4 separate regions of the Homo sapiens genome follow, and all the other regions are linked to region 1. A link is a contact called in ENCODE Hi-C or POLR2A ChIA-PET data. All regions are on one chromosome and are shown on one strand. Each heading gives the region's core, a stretch centred on a gene start or an enhancer-like site at or near the end of the contact. The rest is flanking DNA. Distances are from core to core; before and after follow the strand shown.

Region 1 (3,268 bases), core at 601-3,100:
TACCTTCCTATAACCTTAATTTTAGTTTTCATCACTGTAGCTGTTACAGGTTCCATAACTTCTACACCATCACCAAAAGCTTTCCCCTCCCCTCCCATCCACATATTCCTTGGTCTGCTATGGTGAAAAGATTGCTGATAATGGTAATAAATTATAGCCCCCCTTTATTATACTTCATTAGTTGGGGAATCACGTTGAGTAACATCTTTGAAATTCAAATAGCTCCCTTTACAGAACTTCCCCTATGACTGCTGCTCCCATGGCCAGCACTTCCAAGGATGTCAAATGCTTTAGAAATGACTTCGATAGTGAACCAAGGCCTTTATTTTCAGTGACCTCTCTAAGCTCTTTCAGAGATCAGAAAGAGAACTGGGCAAATTTGATGGCTGTTTTCGGATTGTGGTGGTCAATGACCATTTAAGGCACATGAGTGAAATGCTGAAAATGAATCATAGATGGGCAGGTGAGGATGTGCTTTGGGAGTATTGGGGAAACCCCAGGCACCACAAACTTGCTGCTCCCAGTATGCACTGACCCTGGACAATTTTACAACCATAGACATCATGCTGGAAGGGTTGAGAGAAAGGCTTTAGTCCTTGAGGACACTTTGGGGTTTGTGGGAAGGATGTGGGCCACCCAACTACTTAAATGTGAATGATCACGGGGTTTGTGTAGGACCTTTTCTAGGTTACAGAATTACTTGAGACTTGGCAAAAAAAAAAAAAAAAAAAAAAAAAAAGTAAGCAGTGGTGGGTGAGAAGTGCGGGGGTGGAGAGTGGGAAGGCTGTTTCTTACTTAATATGAAGTTAGATGCCACCTTGGAGAGGAAGTTAGTGTAAGTTCTAAATAAAATTTCATCATTCAGGATTTATGTGAAGGCATGTTGACATTGAGGAGGAAAGGGAGGAGATGGGTTGATGAGAGAGATGAGAGGAGCTTCATTTGAAGAGTTCTAAGTGGGGGAGTAATTAAATTGATGTGGTTTCTCTTGAAAGAGGGAATAGAAGGACAGATAACAGTGACATGCACTTGTCAAACTAAACTGTGTACAGAGTGGCCCAGTGAGAACACATAATCAAGGGGTTGGTGGTGGTCTTGAACTCTTAGGGAAGCAGACAGCAGGCATCAGTGGGAGTTTGCACAAATATGAATCACTGCCTATTTCACTACACTCACTAGGACCCTGTGAAGTACTTGAGGTATAAAATGCACCACCTGTAGAGGATGCGTACCGGTATTGGAGGGAGGAAGGAAAATCTATATGCGTACCCTGACAGTGAAAGGGAGACCTAAGGAAGATTTAGTGTGTTTATGAATCACCTTACAAGGCAAACCTGAGGCTTCTGCATCTTCTTTGCTGAGCTCTTAATGTAATGCAAGAGTGCCCCCTACTGTAAAAGCTTCTAGCATTGTCTCTGAGGAAATACTGGTTTTAGTCTAAATTGTCATGTAATATAGGACAGATGACCTGATGGAGAAACCAAACACACAGTTAAAAATTCTGCCAATTAACAGTCAATGTTATGTTATTACTCAGCTGTCAGTTGTGCCTTCTGGACCTGGAAATGACTTCGTCTTTAGCTGCTTCTGTCTTCTTGATTTACATATATATATATATATATATATATATATTTTTTTTTTTTTTTTTTTCTGTAGAGCCTCACAGTATCTTCTTTCCTTCCCATCCATTCTGTCCACTCACAGACCAGTCTAACTCCGCTGACCCAGGCCCCTTCTCCCAAAGATTACAACGGCTTTCTCTTCCACTCATCGAGTGCTCCCTTCTTCACCTAGCAACTGAAAGTGTGATGTATGGACCAATGAGATTCACGTCACATGTGGGCTGGTCTGAAACACGGAATCTCTGGCCCCACCCAAGACTTACTGATTCAGAACCTCCATTTTAACAAGAGCTATAGTTTGAGCAGCTGTTGTAGAGAATCTCTGCCTCTGTCTCCAGAGTGGATCACAGAAAATGACATGAAAATTTTTTTTCCATCCATCCCTCCTCAGACTCCCTCTCCTCCCCATGGGGTGGAAATCACTTTGAAATCCATTCTGAGTGGAACTGAAAGTATTTTGCAATTTATACTCCATAGCACCTCACCAACCACTGGCTTCCATGATCTCACACAGAGCCAGGCATGGGGGATGCTGCTAATCCTTTCTCTGACTAAATGGGGAAAGTTTGGCTCAAGGTCTGTGATCACCAAATGACTTCAGGCCTTCCATTTTATGACCCCAGACCTCAAGCCACCTAGCAACTGGACTTACTGGGATTCCATAGGTGGGTAAGCATTGAGAATCTCTCCCTTCCCCAGCACTTGGGTAAGAGGAATGGTCGAAGTCTAGTTACAATGGGTTGCTATGATGTCAGGAACAAGTCGCTCAAGAATCCAGCTAGATGCCTTCGTAATCAGCTGAAGGAATTTGTTTCAAAGGATAATTAAGGACTTCCTGAGCAATACACTCTACTGTTGGAATGCCACTCAAAAACTGTAATTTGCTAGCCTTATGAAGTCTCTGACCCCACTGGGACTTCAGTGTTCCCTGGCTGCTATCCCCAAATGCATATCTTATATGTTTAAGAATTATCTCTTCTTTATGTTCCTATGCTTATCTGTACTAAAAAAAATTCCTTCTTTTACTAAACTTCCTCCAAAGTTTTACTTGGCCCTTTGAAAGCCTCATTCCATTACTTACTACAAGGAAACTCTCCCACATCTTTAACCCCTTCATTGACTGTTTCCCTGAGGTTATTATTTCAGTGAAATCTGGCTTCACCCAAAGGAAGCCACTTGCTCCAGCCCCAGCTACTGTTTGTTTTATCACACTTTGTGGGGACTTTGAGCAACACCTTCCCCTTTTGAGGTGTCTGACTTTCTCATTGCTTGTAGCTACTAAGTCACTACCACCTTGCTAAATGAGGATTTTGGCATTAGATGCAAGGTCTTGCTAACAATTTGGGTGACTTCTTCATGAATGAGTCTAACAACCTTGCCTCAAATTTCTTTGATCTTGTCAACTCCACAGGTCTACACCCGCAGACTATTTCAGCAGCTGCCCCCCACCTTCTTATGACATAACCCTGAAACTTTTCACCTGGAGCAGCTCAGTCCCTAGAATCTTAATCTCAATATACTAATCTCCGTCCACAACCTCCTATTCATCCAGGTTTTGCTCTTGCTTACTCCTTCTACAACTGTTGTTCAACTTAATCAAGACCTCAGCTTTATCCAGACCCTGTAGTGCAGTGTTTTCCACAAGA
Region 2 (3,038 bases), core at 518-3,017, 460 kb before region 1:
GCAGGCACAGCCAGCTCCTTCTTTCAATACTCACCTTTTGGAGACAGGAATCCACAGCATTAGGAATATGTCCTTCATGTTGATGCATATCACCAGACGGTGTTTCTGCTTGTGATTGTGTCAGTGAAGAAATTTGAGGTCTCGTGTTCTTCTTTATTGAATTTTCAGTGGGTACCAGGAAAATGGGCACAGGTTTTTCGTCAACAAGTATTTGGTGCTCTCCTTTTTTCAACACTCTCTCCTTAGCTTCAGTGGAGACATTAAACACACACATATACACACATAAAAATGGGAGAGATTTCAAGTAATCCTCTCATTCCTGTGTCTGTACTCTGCCCCAGCACCTCCCAGTAAGGCTGCTCCCTGCATCCTGGAATGGTGGGTTGGCGATGGAGAAAGTCGGGGAGCTATTAAGAGCTCTAAAGTGTGCGGATTAAGTTTTACTATAGAAGTGAAAGCTTAATGACAATGGAACATTGTCCACCGATTAAACATCATGTTTCTAAAACTGTCTCCAGTCTCCCCTTTCCTTCTTCCTTCTTTCCCTCCCTCCCTCCCTTCCTTCCTTCTTTTTTTTTTTTTTTTTTTTTTTAGACGGAGTCTCACTCTGTCACCCAGGCTGGAGTGCAATGGTAGGACCTCGTCTCACTGCAACCTCTCTGCCTCCCGAGTTCCAGCGATTCTCCTGCCTCAGCCTCCAGAGTAGCTTGGATTACAGGTGCGCACCACCATGCCCGGGTAATTTTTGTATTATTAGTAGAGACGGAATTTCCCCATGTTGGCCAGGCTGGTCTCGAACTCCTGGCCTCAGGTGATCCACCAACCTCGGCCTCCAAAGTGCTAGGATTACAGGCGTGAGCCACCGCACCCGGCCCAGTCTCCCATTTCAATACTCATTATACAGGTAAGTGACAACAGCAGGAATCAAAAGTGCAGACTCCGAATTTTGTAAATATACATGTGTTTGCTGGCATTCATAAAAAAAGGCAGGAAGGAAATACACCAAATGGTCACATTGTTTATCTTCAGGTTGTTTTCTTTTTTACTCTTTTATTTCTATAGTGAGCATATATCACTTTTGTAATCCTCAAAAACACAAAATGGAACATCCTTTTGTTCATGGATGGAACAATGGAACCATTATTTAAAACATAAAAGTGGAATCCCTGAATGACAAGGACAGCAGCTGGCAGGCATCTGGGGGAAGGAAGATGACAGCTGAGAAATTAAGTTAGAATGAGGATATGGAAAGCATCCACACTAAGGCGCCGTCAGCCAGACCCGCACCAGGCACATGTGAGGCCCCATCCTCCACCGAGTGTTCACTGTCTCAGTGAGTCTCTTGGCAGTAGGGCCCCGTCCCTGTCCGCCACCGCACAGTGACATACTTTCTCCCGCCCTCTCCCCTAGGTCAGCTGGAACTGGGTCCGCCTGGAAACCCGGGGGCCGGGCCCCCAGAGGGCTTTCGCAGCCTGGCCGCCCGAAGCTCACCTGCCCTTTCACTGAACTCCACCCGGAAGGTGCCCGGGGCTTCGTGTTCCTGGGTGCTGACCGTGCACTCCCCGCCGCCCGAGGACTTAGAGCTCTGGAAGTAGCTCTCCAGCTTCCTTCGTACTCGGGGGCCGGACTTGTACACCCGCACGAGGAGCGGGGACGGCGGGCGCAGGTGGGAGGCCATGGCTCTGCGCGTCGGGAGGGCGCGGGGGCTCCGGGAGGCAGCTGGGCGGTAAAGGCGCGGCCCGCCCTGCGGACTGGGCGCAAAGTTTCAGTTTCGCTTCCCTGGAGGTCCCTCCCTGTTCCCGGCAGAGCCGCTTCCCCCTCCTCCCTGTGCTGTCTGCACCGAGGAGAGCGGCCTGCCGGGTGAGTAGGTCCGGTGCCTCTGGGCCCTCGGGGTCCCCTCTCCTGCAGGCTCGAGGTGGGCGGGGAGAAGGGGGACGGGCGCGGACCCGGGTCCCAGGGCCAGGCCTCCCTTGTGAGTAGACTATGCAAAGAAAGTAAGTTTCTCCTGTGTTTCTTATTCTTTGTAACTCTTACTGCTGTTACCACTATTATTTGATCCTAAAAAGTAATTCACATTCTGAATCCATGTTAAACTTACCCATTTTTGAAAATTTGAATGTGTTCATCTGGTAATTGTGACCTGTTACCCCTTCCCTCCCTCCAACTCTACCCTTTAGACGGGCTTCTGCGGGCTTTTCTCCTCCATTGCTTGATTTAACCAACAGCACTGAATTGTTTCTTGCTGCCCAAAGAGCAGAGCAAGGCCCTGATGTCAAGGGCTGGTGAGGGGAGGCGGACCTGTGAACCAAGGAGCAAAACTTCTCCAAGGCCTCCAAGGGGAAGTTTCAAGCAGAATCTTAATAAATTGAGTGTGGCGGCGAGATGGGGAGGACAGGATTGGGGGGAAAAGCACCTGAGGCTTAGGGACCACTGTGGTCTGAAGCACAGAGTGGGCCTGGGGCCTGGGAGGAGAGGAGATGGGTGAGGGGATGAAGGAGGGAGAGCCTACCTAGATGGGCACTGTCCAGCAGAAATACAATGGGAGCCAGTAGGTTCATTCTAAAATTTTTGCAGCCATATTTTTTAAAGGATAAAGAAACAGATGAAATTAATTTTAATGATTTTTAGGAAATTTTTAAAGGATAAAGAAACAGATGAAATTAACTGTAATGATGTTATTTAGCTTGACATATCCAAAACTTAATCATTTCAGCATGTAATGAGATTTTTACATTCTTTTTATCATACCACGTCTTTGCAACCCAGTGTTTTTCTTATACTTACATCACATCTCGATTCAGACTGGCCACATGTAGCCTCAGTAGCTATGTGAGGCTGATAGTCCACCCTGGACAGGACATATTTAGATGGTGAAAAGCCTTGAAGAGCAGTGAAGATGACCTGAAGGGCTTTAAGCAGGGAAAGCAAGAAAATGACTTGCCAGATTTGCATTTTAGAAATATGGTGCTGACAACCGTGTGGAGGACACATTTACAAGCAGGGATGAGTGGCGGCAGAGAGGCCTGAGATAAGGTTTT
Region 3 (3,001 bases), core at 477-2,976, 380 kb before region 1:
TGTGCCCCTGCACTCCAGCCTGGGCGTCAAAGCGAGATCTCATCCCTTAAAAAAAGTAAAACGTTGTTTTGGTTATTGTAGGTCCTTCACATTTATATGAACTTTAGAATCAGCTATTCAGTTTGTACATGAAAGCCTGCTGGGAATTTGATTGGGATTATGTTGAATCTATAAATCAGTTTGGAGAATTGATACTGTTAACAATCTTGAGTCCTCTGACCCATGAGCACAGTATCTTCATTTATTTATGTCATCTTTCTTTCTTCCTTTCCTTTGCTTTCCTTTATTTTATTTATTTTTTTTATTATTATTTTTTTTTGAGACGGAGTCTCACTCTGTCTCCCAGGCTGGAGTGCAGTGGTGTGATCTCAGCTCACTGCAACTTCTGCTTCCCTTGCTCAAACAATTCTGCTTCAGCCTCTCAAGCAGCTGGGATTATAGGCGCCCACCACCATGCCAGCTAATTTTTGAATTTTTAGTAGAGATGAGGTTTCACCATATTGGCCAGGCTGGTCTTAGGTGATCTGCCTGCCTCGGCCTCCCAAAGTGCTGGAATTACAGGCGTGAGCCACTGTGCCCGGTCATGTTTATTTTTTATAATTGAGATTTTATTGGTTGTGTTGAGGATTAGTATACAGACATTTCAGTTTGTACACAGTTCTTATGTACTAAAAATCTAAAAAGCTGTGTATTGTAATTCTTTTTTAAACAGTTATTCCAGTGAGTTTCCAGCTTAAAATCTGGAGGCAAATTTTTAAGAGGCTGTCCAGTACCAGTATCTTAAAATGTTAAGTTACTGCATACATCCCACCAATTCACAGTTTAATAGCATATATACTACATATTCAAATTTTCAATCTTTTGCAGTACATTAACAAAGTTATTAGGAAAACAGCACTACCATGACTGAAGATTTTACAGAGTATGCACAATTCTGATAGGGAGAGCCATGATCAAGGAGTGGTTTTCTTTAGGAAACAATTCTGCTAAAAAATAACATAGGAATAGAAGTAATTTAAAATATTCAAGACATTAAATGCAGGACTGTGATTCCATATTGCCATTTTGTATACTTTGTATTGTAGGATATAAAAACTAATCCCTCATCTATGGAATGTCAGAGCCTCCCATAATTCAGTATCCCACACTATTTTCTGGTTGTACCAAAAAATAAACAACCAGCAAATGATTTCACCTCTTAAGAAAAGCATTTACACTTAAAAAATGGGATGAGGTGGGATTCCCTCCTTTTAAAAATGTTTCTAGAGCTACTAGAAAACTTATATTTACAAAATAGTTTATGAAAATATTCCTCTAGGCTGGGCACGGTGGCTCACACCTGTAATCCCAGCACTTTGGGAGGCTGAGGCGGGTGGATCAGCTGAGGTCAGGAGTTCAAGACCAGCCTGGCCAATATGTTGAAGCCCCGTTTCTACTAAAAATACAAAAATTAGCCAGGTGTGGTAGTGGGCGCCTGTAATCCCAGCTACTTGTGAGGCTGAAGCAGAAGGATTGCTTGAACCTGGGAGGTGGAGGTTGTAGTGAGCCTAGACCATACCGTTGTACTCCAGCCTCGGCAACAAGAGTGAAACTCCAATTTAAAAAAAACAAAACAAAACAACAACAATGAAAAAACCAGAAAATTCCTGTGGATAGTACAAGAAGGGAAACAGGAATGACTCATAAGACAAGGTATGTGATATTAATCACACTTGGCTTTTTTTTCCTCTGGCTTTCTCAGTTTAGTTTCTCTGTTTTCTGTAGGTAGGTAAATCTTTAGTTTCTTGGTTTGCCACTGCGATGTATTTTCTCTGCTTTCCTTTTCACTTTTGTTTTGTCTGAAGATGTATCCTTTCCTGCTGCCTTTTTTGGTTTCCTGTCCACTTTTGTAGGAGCAGAGTTAGCTGAGAACTGTGCTGGGTCTCCACCTGGGCTCTTCCTTCACTATCCCTTCAGCTGAGCTGACCTTCCTTCCTCTTTGATATTTTGGTGGTGGAGAGGCGCGAGAGCCTTGGTGAAGCTAGGCTGCCTAGCTATTGCTGTCCTGTCCCGTCCCATCCCGTCCCATCCCGTCCTCCCCAGTCTCTACCAGCTACTGAGACCTGCTGCGGGGGTTAGGTCATCTTTACATTCTCTTAGCAATTTGTAGTTTTTGGTGTATAGGTCTTACAGATTTTTATCTTTTGTCAGATTTTTCCCTAAGTATTTCATTTTTATTGATGCTGTTGTAATTGTTATTTTTTAGATTTCAGTTGTTCATTGTTAATATGTAGAAATGCAATTTAATTTTGTATATTGATCTCCTAAAGCTTGCTGAACTCACTTGTTAGTTCTAGTCCCTTTGTTATAGATTCCATTGGGTTTTTTACATAGGCAATCATGTCATCTACAGATAAAAGTTTCCTTATTTTCCATTCTTATCTGGATGACTTTTATTTCTTTAACTTGTTTGGTTGTACTGACTAGAACTTAATGGTGCAGTGTTGAATGAAAATAATAAAAACAGACCTATCTGTTTTATTTCTGACCTTAGATGAAAAGTAGTGGGTCTTTCATTACCTGTGATGTTAATGACAGGTTTTTCATATATAGTCATGTACTATATAACTATGTTTCCATCAGCTATGGAGCACATATATGATGTGGTCCCATAAGATTATAATTACCATATTTTTACTGTACCTTTTCTATGTTTTGATATGCAAATTTTTACCTTTGGGTTAAAATCGCCTCCAGTGTTCAGTACAGTAACGTGCTGTACAAGTTTGTAGCCTAGGAGCAATAGGGCATATCATATCGCCTAGGCGTGTAGTAGCTATTCCATCTAGGTTTGTGTAACTACAATCTGTGATGTTCACATGATGATGAAGTCGTGTGATGTATTTCTCAGACTCTTGTTAAGTGATGCATGTGTGTATTTTATGAGATTAAGGAAGTTCTCTCTCTTTTTAAAAAGTTTTTATTTCTATGTATGTTCTTATACAGTATGCTAAAGAAAAAC
Region 4 (2,943 bases), core at 384-2,883, 430 kb before region 1:
CTTAAGATCCTCTTCATCCATAGGAGTTCTATGTGTAACTCCCATGTCTCTTTTCAGATGTACAAAAACATTGCATATATAATTCTTATATTGCCCCCTCTACTCCTCAGTCACTAATGAAGATTTCTGGCTTTAGTTCTCTCCAAAAGAGGAAAAGAAATTTAGTAAAAATTATGGAGAGATACTTAGCGGGGTGGCTTGATTTTGCTTGGTCTATTAAATATGTGGCTCTTGATCTTTATCTTTCAACATATGTAGCATGATCCTTGCTGAGGAGTCAATTCCAATAGACTTGGTTTCTAGGATGCAAAGGCTCTAGAAATCATCTTTTCTTTGTTCTGGAGAGAACATAGGCAAAACTTGGGGTAAATGTTGAACATAGACAATTACTGGGGATAAAAATAGAGAAATGAATCCCTACCAAGAAGCCTTTTGGGGCAATCAGGAAAGTGATGATCAGTATAGTCCCTTCATTAGCAAAGTCTTAAAAAATCTATAATTTCCATTTGCTCCTAAAGCTGGCTTCTCTGCAATCCCCACCCACTACTTCTACTTAAATTACTTTCATTAAGATCATCGCTGTGCTCTTACTTTCCAAATCTAGTGAGTATTCTCTTTTCAGTCCTGTGACAGACTCTGCTACTTGCCTACCCAACATCTATACACATCTTTCTTACTAAAACATCTAAGACACCCACTATCCTCCCAAGGAATATGGTCCCAAGGTCTTAGCCAGACTCATCATCAGCTCAAGTTCAGGCAGTTCTCTCTTTATTTATTTATTTATTTTTCTGAGACGGAGTCTTGCTCTGTCACTCAGGCTGGAGTGCAGTGGCACCATCTTGGCTCACTGCAACCTCCGCCTCCGAGATTCAAACAGTTCTCCTGCCTCAGCCTCCCAGGTAGCTGGGATTACAGGCATGTGCCACCACGTGCAGTTAATTTTTGTATTTTTTTTAGTAGAGACGAGGTTTCATCATGTTGGCCAGGCTGATCTCCAGCTACTCGTGATCCGTCCACCTCAGCCTCCCAAAGTGTTGGGCTTACAGGTATGAGCCACCATGCCCAGCAGGCAGTTCTCTCTTAAAGCTTAAAGGCAAGATACTGCCCCCAACATACTCATTATATAGTGATATAAAAAGGAGCGGGAAAACTGCAATGAAAACTCTCATGTTGAAAGGGGAGAAGCAAAACACACAACAGCCACTGGCTCACACCACTTATCTACATGCTGCCGAACAGGTATAGAGAGGACTCCCTATTCCATGTTGTAAAACCTTTATTTTGCACTCTGGGAAAATCTTCCTTATATATTGTGGCCCTTGGCTATTTCCAGGTTCATTGCCTATCAGGGAGCCATGGATTTTCTCACAGGCTAGAATGTGCTCAGGCTGTTGCAACCAGGCTTGTGGTTTCTTCAGCAATACAGTTCCTTTAAAAATTCAGTGGGCACGAGGCCTAATTTCTTCTGGTTAAGTTTATGTCTTTATAACCTAACCACAGATCTTGTCTCCATATAGTCTTTCAACTCAAGATTTTGGTCTCTTACCTGCTGTCTGTGTGCTCTGCCCTTCTCCCTATCCCTTAGCTTAACAGCCACTGCCTTGAGGCAATTCAGACATGACTCATAATGTGACCTGCACCAATTGACTCATCTCTGTAGGCTAGAGAGAACTCTTAACAGAAGGTGCCAGACAAGCCCAGGAGACACCAATCTTGCTACCACTGAAGCTGTTGTTATTTGGAGTACAAAAGCTCTTAGCTTTTTCAGCCGTGCAATATTCCAAATTATAGGACTCTCAGTCAATTTAGATGGCCACCCACAGGCAAAGGAGACAGAACTTCTGTTAACAAACCTTTATTTTCTTTTTTCTATTTATGTTTGCATTCCAACCAGTTCTGAATAAATCTCTTGCTTGTAGGACTTGGTTGAGTGCAGCAAGAAGGCATCTACACATGCAGTTTCTTACTGGGTTGATTCATTTGTTCCACAGGTATTTATTAAGCACATTCTATGAATCAGGCCCTGTGCTAGGGGTACTAGAAATAGAGTGTAAATAAAAAACCATAGAGTTCTTGCCCTTACAATTTATAATCTCACGAGTTCACCTGTTGCCCATTCTTTATCTTCTCTCTTTTTTCCTCTACGATGTCCCCCTTGGTGATGGCACCTGTTCCCATGGCCTCAACTCCTACCTCAATGATGACGACTTAGGAATTTCTAACTCTTAACTCCCTACCTCTCTCCTGACCTGCAGGTTCATATGTCTCACTCTCTTTTTGACATCTTTACCCAGATGTCCCATAGGTAACTCAAATTGATCCCTTTTCTTGGTCATGATTTTCCCTAAGAAATATGCCCTTTGTTTGCTGATTCTCCCTAACCTGGTTAGTATCATCACCATCTACCTACCAGGTTTCCTAAGGCTGAAACATTATCATCCTCCATTCCTCCTTTTCCCTCACCCTTATACCCAGGCATTCACCCAGTCCTAGTGATTCACTCTCATGAAGATCTCAGCCCAGTTTCACCTCTCTATTCCTACTGCCTTAGTTAATCTTCCTTCAGACCTAGACTATTACTAGGTCCTCTCCTTGCCACAAAACACACCCCTACCTAATCTATCCTTTACCACCAGAATTATCACGCTAAAAATTACATTCTTGCTTAATATCTGTATTCCCAGTTGCCTACGGGATAAAAGCCCAAACTCCTTAGCAGAGAATATAAGGCCCTAGCTCCCACATTATTTCAGCAGTCATCACCCACTATGTTCCTCAAGACTGCAGCCATTAACTTTTTAGAGTTCCCTAAACATGCTGTTTACTTTCATGCCTCTATCCCGTTGTCTGTGGAATGACTTCCCTCCTTGCCCTTTTCAGTGCTACAAACCCCTATTCTTTAAGACATAGTACAAATGGCATCTCCTGGTTGGCATCTTT

Evidence for each region. A loop is a pair of places that touch in the nucleus more often than their neighbours do. ChIA-PET counts read pairs that join two places held with the same protein, here RNA polymerase II (POLR2A). Pooled maps may share reads with other maps.
Region 2: a loop to region 1 is called in a map of CD8-positive, alpha-beta T cell, with 12 times the contacts of the local background. The contact joins the promoter of DTX3L here to the enhancer-like site in region 1. A Hi-C loop is called at or near these places in 1 of 168 maps with a recorded cell type or tissue (CD8-positive, alpha-beta T cell), 23 of 37 single-sample maps with no recorded cell type and 13 of 50 pooled maps. POLR2A ChIA-PET finds 5 or more read pairs at or near these places in 2 of 52 experiments (activated CD4-positive, alpha-beta T cell and activated CD8-positive, alpha-beta memory T cell).
Region 3: a pooled map shows a loop between it and region 1 (7-fold over the local background). The contact joins two enhancer-like sites. A Hi-C loop is called at or near these places in 6 of 37 single-sample maps with no recorded cell type and 9 of 50 pooled maps. POLR2A ChIA-PET finds 5 or more read pairs at or near these places in 1 of 52 experiments (activated CD4-positive, alpha-beta T cell).
Region 4: a pooled map shows a loop between it and region 1 (7-fold over the local background). The contact joins two enhancer-like sites. A Hi-C loop is called at or near these places in 2 of 37 single-sample maps with no recorded cell type and 9 of 50 pooled maps. POLR2A ChIA-PET finds 5 or more read pairs at or near these places in 1 of 52 experiments (activated naive CD4-positive, alpha-beta T cell).

Annotation. Positions count from the first base shown.
Region 1 is chr3:122,099,878-122,103,145 of GRCh38, reverse strand. All of the region lies in intron 2 of CD86 (CD86 molecule), which reads right to left. Among named protein-coding and RNA genes, the nearest start is that of CD86, 46 kb to the right of the region's middle. RefSeq lists an enhancer at 1,897-2,086. Within about 2 kb of position 1,850, at least 3 of the 41 ENCODE cell types and tissues checked have a DNase peak (open chromatin) inside an H3K27ac peak, as active enhancers do.
Region 2 is chr3:122,563,067-122,566,104 of GRCh38, reverse strand. DTX3L (deltex E3 ubiquitin ligase 3L) reads right to left here and starts at 1,767. Exons shown (of 5, transcript NM_138287.3): 1 at 1,492-1,767; 2 at 35-246. The coding sequence starts at 1,678. It overlaps PARP9 (poly(ADP-ribose) polymerase family member 9), which reads left to right and starts at 1,805. Exons shown (of 11, transcript NM_001146105.2): 1 at 1,805-1,860. RefSeq lists an enhancer at 1,760-1,879 and a silencer at 1,920-2,019.
Region 3 is chr3:122,481,961-122,484,961 of GRCh38, reverse strand. The region is part of intron 2 of KPNA1 (karyopherin subunit alpha 1); the gene reads left to right. Among named protein-coding and RNA genes, the nearest start is that of KPNA1, 31 kb to the left of the region's middle. RefSeq lists an enhancer at 1,731-1,790. Within about 2 kb of position 1,726, at least 7 of the 41 ENCODE cell types and tissues checked have a DNase peak (open chromatin) inside an H3K27ac peak, as active enhancers do.
Region 4 is chr3:122,532,726-122,535,668 of GRCh38, reverse strand. All of the region lies in intron 10 of PARP9 (poly(ADP-ribose) polymerase family member 9), which reads left to right. The region is part of intron 4 of LOC105374071 (a long non-coding RNA gene); the gene reads right to left. Among named protein-coding and RNA genes, the nearest start is that of KPNA1, 19 kb to the right of the region's middle. RefSeq lists a silencer at 1,493-1,787. Within about 2 kb of position 1,633, at least 2 of the 41 ENCODE cell types and tissues checked have a DNase peak (open chromatin) inside an H3K27ac peak, as active enhancers do.